2 separate regions of the Homo sapiens genome follow, and region 2 is linked to region 1. A link is a loop called in an ENCODE intact Hi-C map of the cell type or tissue named here. Cell type or tissue: heart right ventricle. All regions are shown on one strand. Links, peaks and the distances in the headings refer to the core of each region. The heading gives the core; the rest is flanking DNA.

Region 1 (8,345 bases), core at 318-8,317:
GTGAGGTGATGATGGAAATAACGAATATATTTAGGAAGTGTCTTGAAGAAAGGATGAGTTTGGAGATACTGAGTAAGGAAGGACTTAAAGACAAGTTTTTTAATGTTGAGGACTACAGAAGTATTGCCTCATTGTCAGAAATAAGAAAGTTGGAAAAATAATCAGAAACGCCATCAAAGATTTGTGTTAGTTTGGCAGAGAAGATGGTGCATTATTGAGTAGGTTTAGGTGGCACTGAGTTATAGGTTGTGAGAGGTTGAAGACCTGAGGGCAAAGGAAGAGTAAAGTTATGGAGATAAAGATATGGGAGCAATTAGTCTGGAGTTGATTTTTAAAACAGAATGGAGGAGTCCTTCCAGAGAGTAGCACAGAATAGAAGCAAGGACTAAGCCTTGGAGGTGTGACATGGTGTAAATAATAGGAACTGGGAAAGAAGACATTAAAGAAGATTGGTCATAGAGGTTGGAGATGAAGTGAGAGAATTTGGTGGTACAATGTAAGGAGGCATTGAATCCTTGTAGAAAGATGAGATCAGTCGAATCAAATGGCCACAAAAATGGGAAGAGTAGAGTCAGAAGGGCTAATGATGAGAATCTAAAAAAATGTATTCATGACCGGGCACGGTGGCTCAAGCTTGTAATCCCAGCATTTTGGGAGGCCGAGGTGGGCGGATCACGAGGTCAGGAGATCGAGACCATCCTTGCTAACACGGTGAAACCCTGTCTCTACTAAAAACACAAAAAATTAGCCGGGCGTGGTGGTGGGCGCCTGTAGTCCCAGCTACTCAGGAGGCTGAGGCAGGAGAATGGCGTGAAGCCGGGAGGCAGAGCTTGCAGTGAGCTGAGATCACAGCACTGCACTCCAGCCTGGGCAACAGAGCAAGACTCCGTCTCAAAAAAAAAAAAAATGTATTCATATGACTAGAAAGAGGTCACTAATGTTGGTAGAGTAATTTTAGTAAAATGATTGGAGAAGGAAACATTGTAGCAAAATAAAGTGTGGGTGGTGAAGTGAAGTAGTAGATACATGCCATTTATTCAATCATTTGAGCTATGAAAAAGAGGAAATAAGAATTTTATTAATAGTACCTGTTGAGAACAAGTGAATGCTTTGTCCAACATAGTGGACCTTCAGTGTTATTGTAGAGTAATAAGACAGAATTCTCAGTAACTACTAGTAGAAGTTACTGGAGAAGTAGTCAGCCTTTCTGGAAAGTAGTATAGATGGATAGATAGATAGATAGATAGATAGATAGATAGATAGATAGATAGATAGATAGATGAGATAGATAGATGGAAACTTAAAGGGGTTCATACCCTTTTACCCTTCACTTCCAGGATTTTATTCTAAGGAAATAATCAGAAATACCATCAAAGATGTATGTAGAGAACTGTTCATTGAAACATTACTTATAACACTGAAAAATTGGAAAGAAATCAAGTTGTAGGGAATTACTACATTCAGATTATAGCTGTGTGTCGGGTTTTATACAGCTATTAAAAGTATTAATATCTTGGAAAGTATTTGTGACATAGCAAGATACAGTATTATCTGATTATGAAAAATGTATATGTTTTATGTAAGTATAGGAAAGGTCTGAAAAGAAATATTAATGCACCAAGTTGTTATCCCTAAGTGCTATGATTATGAGTGCTTTTATTTTTCTTCACATCTTTTTTTAACTTCCAAATTTTCTGTAATGAGCAAGTGTTACTTTTATCATTTAAAGTTTGTTTTACTAAAAGCTTTTTACATAACATGGTGTGTAACAACTTGGTGGTACAAAGGTTTTTACATAGTGAGACCCGATCTCTACAAAACAAATTTTTTTAATTAGCTAGACATGGTGGCATCTGCCTGTGGTCCCAACTACTCCAGAAGATGATACAGGAGGATCGCTTGAGCCCGGTTCAAAGTTACAGTGAGCTATGATCTCTCCACTGCCCTTTACCCTAGGTGACAAAGTGAGACCTTGTCTCTAAAAAAAAAAATAAGTTTTTTAGTTTTGATTTTAAAGATGGGGGAGATAACATTTGGCAGGAAAAAGGCAGTGGAAAATAAGGATAAGTTTGGTACGACATCCCTCAGCAGAGGGATTACTACTTAAGAATAAAGGAAGACTGGTATTTCTTCAAGCCTGCAGGGAAGGATGAGAAAACGGATATAGGGAGTCTGTTTCTGTCACAAAGCCCAGGTCAACAGCTAAGGCCTAGAGAGTTTCAGATAGACACTCTGGGGAGTGGGTTGTAATATTGATTCTCTGATTCCCAGAGAGTTGTCATATCTCCAGTCACATCACCTATGGTTTTCTCCAAGAGGACCTTGAAAGATTCTGAGAAAGAAAAAGCATCCCTACCTTTCCTCACTGTCTATCATGGGGTTGGAAAGGATATTTATGGAAAGGAGGGGACTACCAGGAGAGAAGCTGGTACTTCAACCAGCCTCACCCTGGCTGACCACTATAGCCTCCAGCTAGCAATGATATTTCTAAGGCACTGGTTTTCAGATTATGGGTCCCCCATAGCAGAAGTTTCACCATTACCTGGGCAATTGTTAGAAGTGCACATTCTCAGGTTCTGTCCATACTGACTGTATCAGTTGGGTCCAGTAATCTGTTTCACAGGGTCCCCCAGGTGATTTCGATAGATAAAAAAGTTAAGAACCTTTACTCTTAAGATTAGCCGTTTGCCACCCAGAGCCTTAGAGACAGCTGTGAGGCTTCATCTTAACTTCCTGCTAGGGCCCTGGAGACACAGAATTGGTCAGCCAGGGACAAGCTGTTAAGTCCAGCTAGAGGGTTAAAGGGCTGTTTTTCTTTTGGTTTGTATGTTTTTAATCGTGATCCACCAGAGGATGGAAAATTTCTGGCTTGGACGTCTGGTCAATATATTCTGTCTCTTTGAGAGAAAACGAAGGTCTTAGTAATGATATTAAAGTTTGTTTATGCTTTCATGTTGTTATAATTGCAAAATAAAAACCAAGACCACATCAAATACTTCAGACATTTTTTAGCGATAACTTTTTAAAATTTAAAATTTTATTTTATTTTATTTTTGAGAGAAGGTCTGGCATTATCGCCCAGGCTGAAGTGCAGTGGCATGATCTCAGCTCTCTGCAACCTCTGCCTCCAGGGCTCAAGCCACCCTTCTGCCTCAGCCTCCTGAGTAGCTGGGACCACAGGCACATGCCACTGCGCCCAGCTAGTTTTTGTATTTTTTGTAGAGGTGGGGTTTCACTATGTAGTGATAACATTTTTAAAAATATTTTTAAAGCAAGACCTCATCTTTAAAAAAATATATTTACATTAGTCTATTATTCTAATATCTATAATAAGATAATATGTGTGTATGTTTTAATCAGCATTTATACTGTAGGGAGGTAAAAGTTATTAGCATACAATATGAAGTTGTAGTAAGAAAAAGTTGGGAGATACAGTCTGATCTAGGTGAACCTCTCATGTCTCCAAGTCCTTACCCTCCATAACTACCTCAGTACCTCTCTCACATCAAATTCTACTTGTCTTCCCATTATTCATTCTGTTCTGGCCATACTGGCCTTCTCTTTATGGGCTCTAGAATCTTTTAGGGTCTTTGCATTTATAATTCTTTCTGTTTGGAATATTCTTCCACCAGATAGCTGCATAGCTAGCCCTTGCTTCCCTTCAAGAGTGACATTCTCACAGAGGACTTCCTAACTACTCTATGTAAAATTTCATACACAGCCCATTCCAAACACATACTTCATGTCCCCATTGTTTATTTTTTTCTCTCTGGCACTTAGTATCTAACATATGTATAACTTTCTCCCCAGTAGAATGCAAGTTCTATTGGCACAGATTTTTATCTTTTTTATATATTGCCTAAAACAATGCCTGGCACATAGGAAGTACTTTGTTGAATGAATTACTCCAACATACATCGATGTCACTGATAGTAGGTATACATGTTAGCATTTTTTGCTTTATTATTTCTCAAACTGAGCTAGCTGAGAGGCAGTTTGTCTTCTGTTCTCCTAAACTGCCTTTGTTCTATAATTAGGAGGAATGGGAAAGGACAGCTGTCTTAGGAAATAATTATTGATTCTTTTTCTGTTTAAAGAGCAGAGTCCTTCTAGCTTGCTGCCGGTTAACCTTGTTCCTTTTGTAAGTGCCTGCCAAAGGAGGAATGGGATAGCATTGTGTGAGATGGGGCCTTGTAGGTCACATTAAACCAGTGGTTCTCTGGGGAGATGAAAAAGTCCTGGAGATGGATAGTAGTAATAGTTGCACAGCAGTGTAAATGTACTTAATGCCACTGAATTGTACACTTAAAATAATTAAAATGGTAAATTTTATGTTATGTATATTTAACCACATCTTAGGGGAGAGAAAAGCCTAGGTTCTCAAAGTATAGTCCAGAACCAGCATAGCAGCATCACCTAGGAACTTGTTAGAAATGCGAATTCCCAGCCTCCATTCCAGAACTGTGGATGCAGAAACTGGAGGTAGACAGCCTCATGATTTGTGTTTTAACAAGGCATTCCTCTGATTCACACCAAACACTAAAACACTAAAATTTGAAGATCACAGGATTTAATAATTGTGTCTTAATCCTGAGTGCTATGAAAATCTATTGAAGAGTTTCATAGACTTTTCCCATGGCCTCATAACTGCATAATTAACTTTGTCAGAAATCCTGACCACATTAGGGGTAAAATTGAAAAGTGTTCTAGAAGTTTTATCAAAGTTAATGTTTTACATAATATTTCAAAAAAAAAATAAACTTAACAGTTAGAGAGCCTGCTGTGTTTCAAGCATCTTACCAGATGCTCCCATATTTGCTTTTCCATTTAACCCTCAAATCAACTTTGGTACAAGAAACACTGCATTATCCACATTTTAAATGAGGAAACAAGCTAAAAGCAGTTAATTTATCTCCTTTCCACTAGGTGGCACTGATGTTGTGTTTGCCAGATCCAGGCAAAGCTTTCTGGCATTTATAGCCCTAGAAAACAAAATAAATGAGGCCTTTTATGAAAAAGACTGTGTGCCAGGTAACCACAAATAGAGATTCCAACTTCTGGTGTGTCAAGAGTAAGGACCTCTGAAAATCCATTTTTACCCAAAAGCAATGATAACACTGCCAGAAGTTGGCAGAAGCAACTTTTCCAGAACTCTGGAAAATTACCAGGCATTTGTGACAATCTGAGGAGCATTTATCCAAAAAAAAAAGCCTGAAATCGTGGTAGGACAGCAAGTTTTGTGGAGTTTTAACTTGCTTTATTCCTGTCTTCTTTCAGCTTCACAATAGTCTTGAAAACCAACAGCCTCACAAATCACAGTTACTTTGAAAACCAGCAGCCTTGCAGGCACTGAAGAAGGCAGAATGGGTTTAAGAGTTTTCCAAAACTTCCAGCTGCAGAGAATTGTTACTATTTGACTTGTCTGACAGTTCGCTGGAAACCCCACTCACAGGGCTTATCTTTTTTCACCTGACTTGGAGTTTATTCACTGCAAACAGTGTTTTCCCTGGTGCATTTGTTGAAAATAATCAGCAGCACTTGTTTGACATAACATGGAGTGGGTAACAGCTGGGTCAAACAAGAAGCTGGGGAATGAGATGTCCATCCTGACATCTGGAAAGCTCTGACATATTTCTAGAATGTAATATGTGTAAGGTTGGACACATTTTCCAGGAAAAACCTGAGAGGTCTCTAAGCTCTCACCTCACATTTAGTCTCTGTCCGAGCACGAATGGAAGGTGTGTTAGGCCAGTCTCGCATTGCTAAAAAGAAATACCTACGACTAGGTAATTTATAAAGAAAAGCAGTTTAATTGGTTCATCGTTCTTCAGGCTGTACAGGAAACATGATACTGGCATTTGTCAAGTTTCTAGGGAGGCCTTAGGAAACTTACAATCATGGTGGAAGGCGAAGGGGGAGCTGGCATGTCACATGTCCAGAGCAAGAGCAAGAGAGATCAGGGAGGTGCCACACACTTTTAAACGACCAGATCTCATAAGAACTCACTATCACGAGGACAGCACCAAGAAGGATGGTGCTAAACTATTCATGAGAAATCCACCCCCATGATCCACTCACTTCCCACCAGGCCACACCTCCAACACTGGGGGTTACATTTCAACATGAGATTTGGGTGGGGGTACAGATCCAAACTATATCAGAAGGCTAAGGCAGTGTTGCAGACTGCCTGCCTGAGGGTAGAAGACATGCCCCAACATGCACACACAGCCCGTAGGCAAACACTTAATAAACTTAAAGGCATTTATTAGTCTCTCCAGTTACTAGCTGACCACTAAGATAACCAGACAGACCTCTGTGGCCAAACACACAAAGGATACAAGGAGAGACTATGAACAACTCTATGGCAAAAATTACATAAACCAGATGAAATGGACACACTTTTAGAAAAAGAAAAATTATCAAAACTAAGTCAAGAAAAAATAAAATATCTGAAAAGTCCTGTAACAGGAGATTGAACTAGTGATTTTAAAACTTCCTGCAAAGAAAAAGTCCAGGCCCAGATGGCTTCAATTGTGCATTCTACCAAACATTTAAAGAAAAAAATAGAATTAATCTTTCACAAATTCTTCCAAAATACAAAAGAGGAGGGATCACTTCCCAATACATTTGATGAGGCCACATTATCCTCATACCAAACCCCTCCCAAAAAAATCTCAAGAAAACTATAGACCCATATATATCCCTTAGGAATATTGATGCAGAAATCCTCAAGAACTGCTACAAAATGAATCCAGTGACATGAAAAATTATAGACTGATCAAGTGGGATGTATGCTAAAAATGTAAGGTTAGGACTCCTGACTCAACATCATTCACCATGTTAATAGAATAAAGGAAAAAAACACATAACCACATCAGTAAACACAGAAAAAGCATTTGACAAAATGCAACTCCTCTTCATTATAAAAACACTCAGAAACTATGAATAGAAAGGAACTTCCTCAACCTGATAAAGGGCATTAAATGAAAAACCCACAACTAACATCGGACTTAATGGTGAAAGGCTGAATGCGTTTCCCCCATGACATGACAAGGATGTCCATTTTCAACAGACATTTCTGTTCAACACTGTACTTACTGGAGGTTCTCGTTAGGGAATTTAGGCAGGAAAAACAATAAGTGGCAAAAGAAGTAAAACTATATTCCCAGATAACATGATCATGTATATAGAAAATCCTAAGGAATACACACACACATACCCTGTTAGACTAAATGTTGAACAGTTTTGCAGTATGCAAGATAAATGGGCAATAAATAATGCAAACATGAAGAAAATTCCATTTATAATAGCATCAAAAAGAATAACGAAGTTTAAAACGTACTCTGGAAATTGCAAAAACACTACTGAAAGAAATTAAAGAAGACCCAAATAAATGGAAAGACATCCCATGTTCATGGTTTGAGAGACTTAATATTTTTAAGATGGAAGAATTCCTCAAATTGATCTATGGATTCAACACAATCCCCAACAAAATCCCAGCTGGGGTCTTTGTAGAGATTGACAAGCTGATCCTCAAATTCATACAGAAATTTAGAAATTTAAGGGACCCTGAGTAGGCAAACTAATCTTTAAAAAGAAAAGCCAAGTTGGATGACTCATACTTCCTGATTAAAAACTTAACTACAAAGCTGTAATAATTAAGACAGTGTGGTGCTGGCATAAGGACAGACATTTAGATCGGTGGAATAGAATTGATAGTCCAGAAATATACTCTCATATTTACAGTCAATTGATTTTCTATATGGCGCTAAAACAACTCAGTGCGGAAAAGAACAGTCTTTTAAACAAGTGGTGCTGGGAGAACTGGATATTTACATGCCAAAGAATGAATTTGGATCCTTTTCACAGAAAGTATACTAGTATAACTCAAAATGGATCACAGACCTAAATGTTAGAGCTAAAACTATAAAATTCTTAGAATATAGGAGTAAATCTTTGTGATATCGTATATGGCACCAAAAGCTCAAGCAATAAAAGAAAAGATGGATAAACTGGACCTCACCCAAATTAAATTTTTTTGTACTTCAAAGGACATCATCAAGATAGTGAAAAGATACCCATGGAGTGGGAGACTATATTTGCAAAGTACATATCAGATAAGGAAAGAACTCTTACAACTCAAAAATGAAAAGACATAACCCTACTTAAAAAAAAATAGGCAGAGGACCTAAATAGATGTTTCTCCAGAGAAGATATGCAAATGGCCAATTAGTACATGAAAAGATCCTCATTATTACTCATTAGATAAATGTAACTTAAGACTACAATGAGATACCACTTCCTACCTACTGGGACAGTTATAATCAAAAAGAATAACAAATGTG
Region 2 (8,345 bases), core at 170-8,169, 370 kb after region 1:
TTTCAATATACTCCCCAAAGTCATGAACTTCTTAAGTGCAATGATCTTTAGAACAGAGACAGCATAGTGCTCTGGACTTAAGACTCTCCATATGCCTGGTTCTGTGAGCAAATCCTGCCCAAGTCAACTACTGGGAAAAGCCTATACTTTTAGAAGCCGATGGCGCATTTGCAGCACAGAAAAATAGGGTCACACATAAACCCAAATCCATGTGATTAAACAGATTTATAAGCTAGAAAAGAAAAAAAACATACTAGTGAACCAGGCATGATGGCTCTGCCTTATTTTTATTTTAATCATGAGGTTTTCCTTTCAGTTTTAAAAAATAAAAGCAAAAAAAAAAACACCCCACTTCTATGTGCAGAACATCGTTCTCAATGCTGACACTCCTTTTATCAGTAACTACAGTCTAAATTTTCTATTTTTAGAGGGAAAACATTAACAGCTGTATTCAAAGAGAAAGGATTTTAAAGAGAAATTTAATGGATGGTTTTGAGGAAGACTAGAAAGAGCATTTTTTTTTTTCATTTTTGCTTTGAGTGATGAAAATGGCTGAATACGTGCACATAATTAATGTCTGTCATAGAAGGGGGAATTTTTGCAAGGTCAGCACCACTGTAAATGCACATGGCTCACATGTGGCAGTTCCAGTGGGTGGCAAAAATCCTGTTCTCTCTGCATGTAGCCTATAAGCTCCATACTGGGAGCTTACCCCTGTTTTCTCAATGCCTAATTTAGTACCTGGCTCAGGGTTACAGCTTGGAACACACTGGCTGCTTGGGAGGGAAAGAAGAATCTGTTGACTTATGATGGTTAAAATAGTTCAGGCCAATGACATTTTTGAGTACCTACCATATACGTGGTATGATGCTGGGTGCTGGGGATACAAAAATTAATATAACACAGGCCAACCCTTCAAGTCTAATAATGAGTGATAATCCCATAAACAGAGCCTTTCAATATGATGTAACAAGCGCTCTGACACAAGTATGCAGGGAATGCTTTAAGATCACAGCAGGAGGGCCCTGCACCCAGCCAGGGAGCTTAGGGGAGGCTTCCAATTAACCTGGTCCTTGTTGAACAATTTACCACACCTCAGTCTGAGGAATTTAACTAAAGGTAGCTGAAAGCCATTCAGTATAAAAAGGAAAAAAGAGAGACTTGCCTTAGCTAAGAAGAGATAGGTCATGTGATTCTTAATCTTATAGATACATCCCTTCAGGAATCTAATGAATACCAAAGCCCCTTCTCCTCAGAAAAAAGCACACACGAAACTTTATATATACTTTCAAAGAGGTGACAGACCAACCCCACATGAAAAACCCTGTTCTAGAGCCCTGCTTTGGAAAGAATCACTGAAGGTTTTTCTACAGGGTGAGGTTACTGTATGAGAAACTGAGGAGAGACTTCCCTGGCCTCCTGTCTAACAGTAATAATGACTTAAAAAGCAAAACTGTCAGCCAGGTGCAGTGGCTCATGCCTGTAATCCCAGCACTCTGGGAGGCTGAGGTGGGAGGACTGCCTGGGTCCAGGAGTTCAAGACCAGCGTGGGCAATGTTTGGTGAGGCTCTGTCTCTACAAAAAGGTTTTTTTTTTTTTTTTAACAAATTGGCTGGGCGTGGTGGCATGCACCTGTGGTCCCAGCTACTTGGGAGGCTGAGAAGGGAGGATCACTTGAGCTTGGGAGGTCAAGGCTTCAGGGAGCTATGTTTGCACCACAGCACTCCAGCCTGAGTGCCTGAGTGACAGAGCAAGACCTTGTCTCAAAAAAAAAAAAAAAAAAGCAAAATTGTCAGTGTAAAAATAGACAGCATTGAGAGTTGGGATTCTCTTCCCAATTAAGTTCAGCCACTTATGGGTAGTCAAATGTCTGAAGTCAATGTGGGCCCAGGAATCTGTCTTGAGTCTTGCTAGAAACAGGAGGCCCTGTTTGAGTGCTGCATCTGTAAAACCAAAAAGGGTGATCAGTGGGGTGATCTGTTCTGGAGTCTACTCATACATACCTCAAGAGTTGGAAAAATCTTTAAAAATCATCTATTCTCAGCAAGTTCTATTCTACACCATCCCTGAAAAGAGCGACAAGTAGCTAGCTAGTTGACCACTTACTACAAAATCAGTATCTACTTCCTGGTAGCTTACAGAGGAGGGTCCTAGATCTGCTTTCTATAACTAAAGAGAACAAGTTTATTTCCTGCCAAAAATTGCTATTTTTATCAGAAAACTGTCCAACTTCTCCTTTATCTTTTTTTTTTTTTAACCTAGACACAGCAGCATTAACTTTTCCTTCCAATTGCTCTTCTCTCAATTTCCTTTACTTTGTCAACAGCCCTAAAGCCTGGCTCCCAAACTGAACCCCAGATACAGTCTACACAGAACCTGTATCCATGGAATTGTAACATTCCATGACCCGCACATCATACCATTAATGCACTGTCAGACGGCACTTTTCTTTTTAAGCAACTAAATTATACCAAGGCTAATATTGGGCCTCCCTGTCTCTTACTTGCAGACTGTTGCTTAGCATATCTCTTCAGCCTTGACTTATAGTCAAGGACTAGCCTAATATTTCCTAATTTTCCTTGTGATTTACTATTTGACTTATGGATTATTTGGAAGTGTAATGTTTAATTTCAAATTTTTGGGGATTTTTCAGCTATCTTTTTGTCATGAATTTTTAATTTAATTCTGTTGTGGTGAGAGAACATAATTTGTATGAGTTAAATCCTTTTAAATTATTGAAACTTGTTTTATGGCCCAGAATATAATCAATCTTGATAAAGATTCCATATGCACTTGGAAATAGTGTTTTCTGTTGTTGGGTGGAGTGTTTTATAAATGTCAATTAAATCAAGTTGATTGTTCAAGTCTCCTGTATCCTTACTGATTTTCTGTATATTTGTTTTACCCATTATAGAGACAGAGGTATTGAAATCCCCCTACTATAATTGTGTATTTGTGTTTTTCTCATTTTAGGTTGGTCAGTTTTGTTCATGTATTTTGAAACTGTTATTGGGTTCATACACATCTGGGATTATTATATCAGCTTGGTGAAGTGACCTTTTATTGTGATGAAATACCCTCTCTACCTTGGGTTTACTTGTTCTGATGTTAACTATGTCTGTCTCCTCCTTTGATTAGTGTTAGCATGAAAAAGGAGTACTTACTATATGATTCCATTTTTATGAAATTCTAGAACTGCCAAACTAACCTGCAGTGACAGAAAGTAGATCAGTGGTGTCTGAGAATGAGGGTGTAGGGAGAGACAGGTTAGGAAGGGACACTGGGAACCTTCTGGACATGATCAAAATGTCTGTCATCTTGAATGTGGTGATGGTTTCTTGGGTGTAGGTATATGTAAAACTTAATCAAACTGTTCACGTTAAATATATGCTGTTTATTACATATCAGTTATACCCCAATAAAGCTGTGTGTGTTTTTTTTTAATACAATACTATTAGTACACTTTGGTCCCACTGTCTCGACACTAGCAGTTTTGTTCACCATTGCATTTGTATTATCAGTGCAAATGTCAACACTGTGAAATAAGCAAGTATCATCTTAGAAGTATTATGAAAATAATTTTGATCTCAAAGATCCTCTGAAAGGGTGTCAGGGACCCCCAGGGGTCTATGGGCCACTCTGGTTTACAACATCACAACTGTAATTACTCTATTTTTTTCTGTTCTGACTCCTCCTCTAAGTAATTCTAAAACAGTTTCTTATGAAAATACATTTTAAATCATACTCCAGATTAAAATTAAAATACTTTAATCATGTTCACAAACATTTTATAAGTTAAAATTATATAAGGATAGCATTTAAGACCCTCCCAAGTATGGCTGATGCCGCCTGTCTGCTCCACGCAAGGCCCTGTCCAATCTCCCCACTGACCTATGTTCTCTCTTCCCTCCTGGCCTCTGCTCATGCCCCCTTCAATTTCTGCCTGTTAAAGTTCTATGTTTTAGGGCCTGGCTCAGGTTCAGCCTTGGCTATGAAGCCTTCTCAACCGCTTGTCCCCATATCCATCTGTCCCTTGCCTTCCTTCCTATATGTTTTATTTGGATTACTATTTAAATGGTAAGCAACACAGAACGTTTGTGTTCTGTTCCTTTAACAATATTGTAAGCTCTTTGGGCAATGTTTTATAATTTTTTATTCCTGCAAACTGCTAACATAGTGCTGAATACATAATAGGTATTTGAATGATTATATAAGTGGATTTTTTCCTACTCTATTTCTTGTTTTGATATTTCTCTGGTCTTTAGGACCCCTCAGAGAATGTTTTGACTTAAACCCCTAGCTTCACCTTTGTCAAATTTTCTGTGGCTTCTAGTTAATCAGTGTAGCATTTGTCAGCCTTGGTAAGAAATTCTTAATCTCTCTGGCCCTCTACTAGTTTTTTAAGTTTTTACTTATAGCCTCTACTTGAAGTTTCCTCTTATTAACTCTTTTCTTCCACAAATTAAATTCATCCATGAAAAATATGTACATTGATAAACATACTAATATGATTGGAAAATATCCTGTAGCCTTGAGATGGCCTAAAAGTATGATTTTGACACTTAACTGACTTTTGTGTATAGCAAATAAAATTAATCTTATTATTTTTTAGTTATACATCATATCATTGACTAAATAAAGCATTTGTTTTGAACATTTTGTTCTCTACTTTCCTAGAAAGGTAGGGAATTTGTGACAGTACAAAACAAAATTTCTTGCTCTCAGACTCATTAGGTAAGAATGACAAGTTTTACCTTTTGCAATTATCGTAAGTATCATCATAATTGAAGTTATTAAGAATCAACATGTAACAAAAGGGATTTTGCCCCAAGGATGCTTCTCAGGTAGATTCCATTTGATATTGTGATTTGAATTGGCTACTGAAGGTCAGGAGCCTCGTTAAGTCACCAGGACACAGAATCCCAAAATACAGTAGATGGAAGATTAGTTGTAACATGTCTTGGACTTTAAAACATAGCTATGAGAGCATGTTGAAATTGAGGCAGGTGATTTGGTAATGAATAATGGCGTCTGATGGCCAGTGATGCTTTCTGATGAGACAAGTTGGAATGTAAGAATTAAGGTGTTTATCAAGCCTTTTCTGTTTATGTACCTAAGGTAATTTTTCTAAGGAAAAAAAGACTCAGACAATTGCTAATGTATAATGTCCATTTAAGGGGCTGTTTGAAATTTGGATTGAAATATTTATCCTTCGTAAGTTTTGGATAGTAATTATAGTTAATTATATTATTTTAAAAGTTGCATTTTTGGCTGGGCATGATGGCTCATGCCTGCAATCCCAGCACTTTGGGAGGCTGAGGCAGGCGGATCACTTGAGTTCAGGAGTTCGAGGCCAGCCTGGCCAACATGGTGAAACCCCGTTTCTACTAAAAATCCAAAATTTAGCCAGGTGTGGTGGTGCACGCCTGTAATCCCAGCTACTCAGGAGGCTGAGGCAGGAGAATTGCTTGAACCTAGGAGGCAGAGGTTGCAGTGAGCTGAGATCATGTGACTGCACTCCAGCCTGGGTGACAGAGTCAGACTCTGTCTCAAAAAAAAAAAAAAGAGAAAAAGAAAAAAAAAAAGAAATACATGAGCCTGAAAGCTTCCTAACACTATTTTTCTGATAAGAACAGTGGTATTAACAAATGTGACTTTTTGAATAATGAAATGTATCAAGTATACTGAAAATGTGTCAACATTTGGAAGATCTACTAATTCAGTAAGTCAATATTTTCCAAATGGTCCATGAATAACATTACATAAGATCCATTCTGTGCAAGACAGACCAATGGATTTTATAAGAGTAGAGAGTTCATTCATTATAGGTTCAGATTTTTATACTGCAACTAATGAACCTTTAAGAAACTACCCCTCATCAAGTTTGGTGTGTGTGGTATAAAAAAATCCACAATTATCTGAAAAGGCTGTTATTAATAAATACTCCTCCCTTTTTCAGTTTCATATGTGTGTGAGGCAAAATTTTCTTCATATACTTTAAACAAACCAACAAATTGCAACAGCTTGAATGGAGAAGCAGAGAATCCAGCTGTCTTCTTACAGCCAGACATCAAGAAGACATGCCAAAATGTACAACAATCTATCCCTCTAATGACATTAAACATTTTTTGAATATAGTTATTTTCTCAAAAATATTATTATGTTAACGTATAGTGGGTTGTGTCATTTTAAATAAATCAATAAACATTTTTAAAATGTACCCATTTTAATGTTTAACTACCCACCATTTTATGACAGATATAAGAAAGCTTGAAACAGCAAGTAATAAGACTTGGTGGCTGAATGAATTAAACCAACACAGGTACCTGTGATGTAAGAAGACTTGGTGCCCAGAAAATTTTGAGACAAAAGATGATATAATCTTAATGGACTTGGTTATTCATAGCAGAATTAATTGCCATAATATGAGCTGACAGAAAACTCATTCAACTCAAAATATCAGATTTTATAAGGGCTCAGTCAGAATTCCAGCACATTGCCAAAAGGCTGCCCTTTATATCCGCACTTAATGGACAGGTCACATACTGCACAGTACTGCCTTGCCTGGGGTGGGACAGAACTACTAATGGGGTCAGATCAAACACTCATCCAAGGCAGAGTGAGCCTACACTCAGGACAGAGAGTCCCAACAGGACCGAATGTATGCACACGCTCTGTAGGCACAGCAGTAATTAAAGCTCTGTAGTAGTTAAAGCTCTGAAGGCAGACTATTTGGGTTACCCCTTCCTTGTTGTATAATCTTAGAAAAGGTTTACTTAACCTCTTTGGGTCTCATTTTTCTTAAAATGGGGACAATTATTAAATCATAGAGTTACTTTGAGGATTATAAGTGTAAAACATTAGAAAAATTCCCCCAAAAAGTAAGTACATGATCAATGTTACTATTAAGCAATATTTTACCTGAAATATGGAGTAAAGTACTAGTCTAATTTACGGAATGGTGGGGCGTGGGTATGAGAAACATAACAAAACACTTTTAAAGTTAACTATGAAACCTGTAAGTTCCATAATTAAAGAACCATAAAGTGATCACAATTAAGGTTGTAAGAAAAAACATCTACCTTAAAATTATCATTTAAAAATGAGTAAATAGTAGATTTGGTATTGACTTTGAATTCAGAGTCATTTACTGAATGTTTTTAAAACCTATGCATTTCTTTCATGGGTATGAGAATGAAAATACATTCTCAACTAACAACTATGACAGGACGGGCACAGTGGCTCACGCCTGTAATCCCAGCACTTTGGGCGGCCGAGGCTGGTGGATCACTTAAAGTCGGGAATTTGAGACCACCCTGGCCAACATGGTAAAACCCTGTCTCTACAAAACAATACAAAAATTAGCTGGGCATGGCGGCAGTCACCTGTAATCCCAGCTACTGGGGTCAGGGGGTGGGTGATGGCTGTGGCAGGAGAATTGCTTGAACCTGGGAGGAGGCAGAGGTTGCAGGGAGTCGTAATTGCGCCACTGCATTCCAGCCTGGGTGACAGAGTGAGACTCCATCTCAAAACAACAATGACAACAACAACAAAAAAAACAACTATGGGGCAAGGTGACACATTTTTCCTTTTTTATAAAATAAAAAAGCAAAATTAAGCCAGGCGCAGTGGCACATTCCTATACTCCCAGCAACTCGGGAGACTGAGATGGGAGGATCTATTATAATAACTATGTTAACATCAGCATTTACATCTTGACTCAACATAAAAAAGAAAAATATACACTGAATGGAAAATTACTGAGGAGCCAAAGAACTATCAGCCTATATGAAAGCCAAGTCCAGAGAGTGGGTGGTGGCAGAGAGGAGAAGGGGTGAACAGCCTGCAGGGATGGTGAAATACTTCTCTCCACAAAGAAGGGGCAGGAAGAAGGACTCTGGAGCCTTGGCCTGAGTCAGGGCAAGGCAGAGTCCTCCAAACAGCCTCCAGGATGGCTCCCATTCCTGCCCCACACCTAAGACACATGGCAACAAGAGCAGGGAGTTTGCAAAATTATCTCACAAAATAAACTGCCAGTTTAAGGTAGAAAACACTTAAAAGAGGATATGGTAGTCTGGAAACTCTGTTGTCAGTTATGTCAACATACGGCAAAGAACTTCCATAATTTTACTTCTGCAAGTCACTCCCACACTTCTACAGGGCTTCCACTACCAAATACTGGGAGCCAAGTGTTCTCTGCCTCAGGCCATGAACTGCCAGAGAAAACAGCTGTCCAAAACCCCTAGAGCAGGTAGAAATTGCAGCAGCAGCCTGGTCACAGCCCAAGGAATGCTCCTTCACAGAATCAGCTTTATGCTTTCATCTGCCTCACTGACAGGACAAGA

The links. Peaks named below come from ENCODE experiments on the same cell type or tissue, not always from the same donor. Only the 100,000 strongest peaks of a DNase experiment are listed, where the experiment ranks them.
Region 2: it touches region 1 in a loop (2.6-fold over the local background); 2 of 110 quality-filtered maps call a loop at or near these places.

What each region holds. Positions count from the first base shown.
Region 1 is chr3:122,388,156-122,396,500 of GRCh38, forward strand. All of the region lies in intron 1 of FAM162A (family with sequence similarity 162 member A), which reads left to right. Among named protein-coding and RNA genes, the nearest start is that of FAM162A, 8.1 kb to the left of the region's middle. In heart right ventricle, for the core only: CTCF peaks have their summits at 4,928 (motif pointing right) and 5,136; no DNase peak of the experiment used is centred there; H3K27ac peaks cover 2,243 bases.
Region 2 is chr3:122,760,030-122,768,374 of GRCh38, forward strand. All of the region lies in intron 3 of HSPBAP1 (HSPB1 associated protein 1), which reads right to left. Among named protein-coding and RNA genes, the nearest start is that of HSPBAP1, 30 kb to the right of the region's middle. In heart right ventricle, for the core only: no CTCF peak of the experiment used is centred there; no DNase peak of the experiment used is centred there.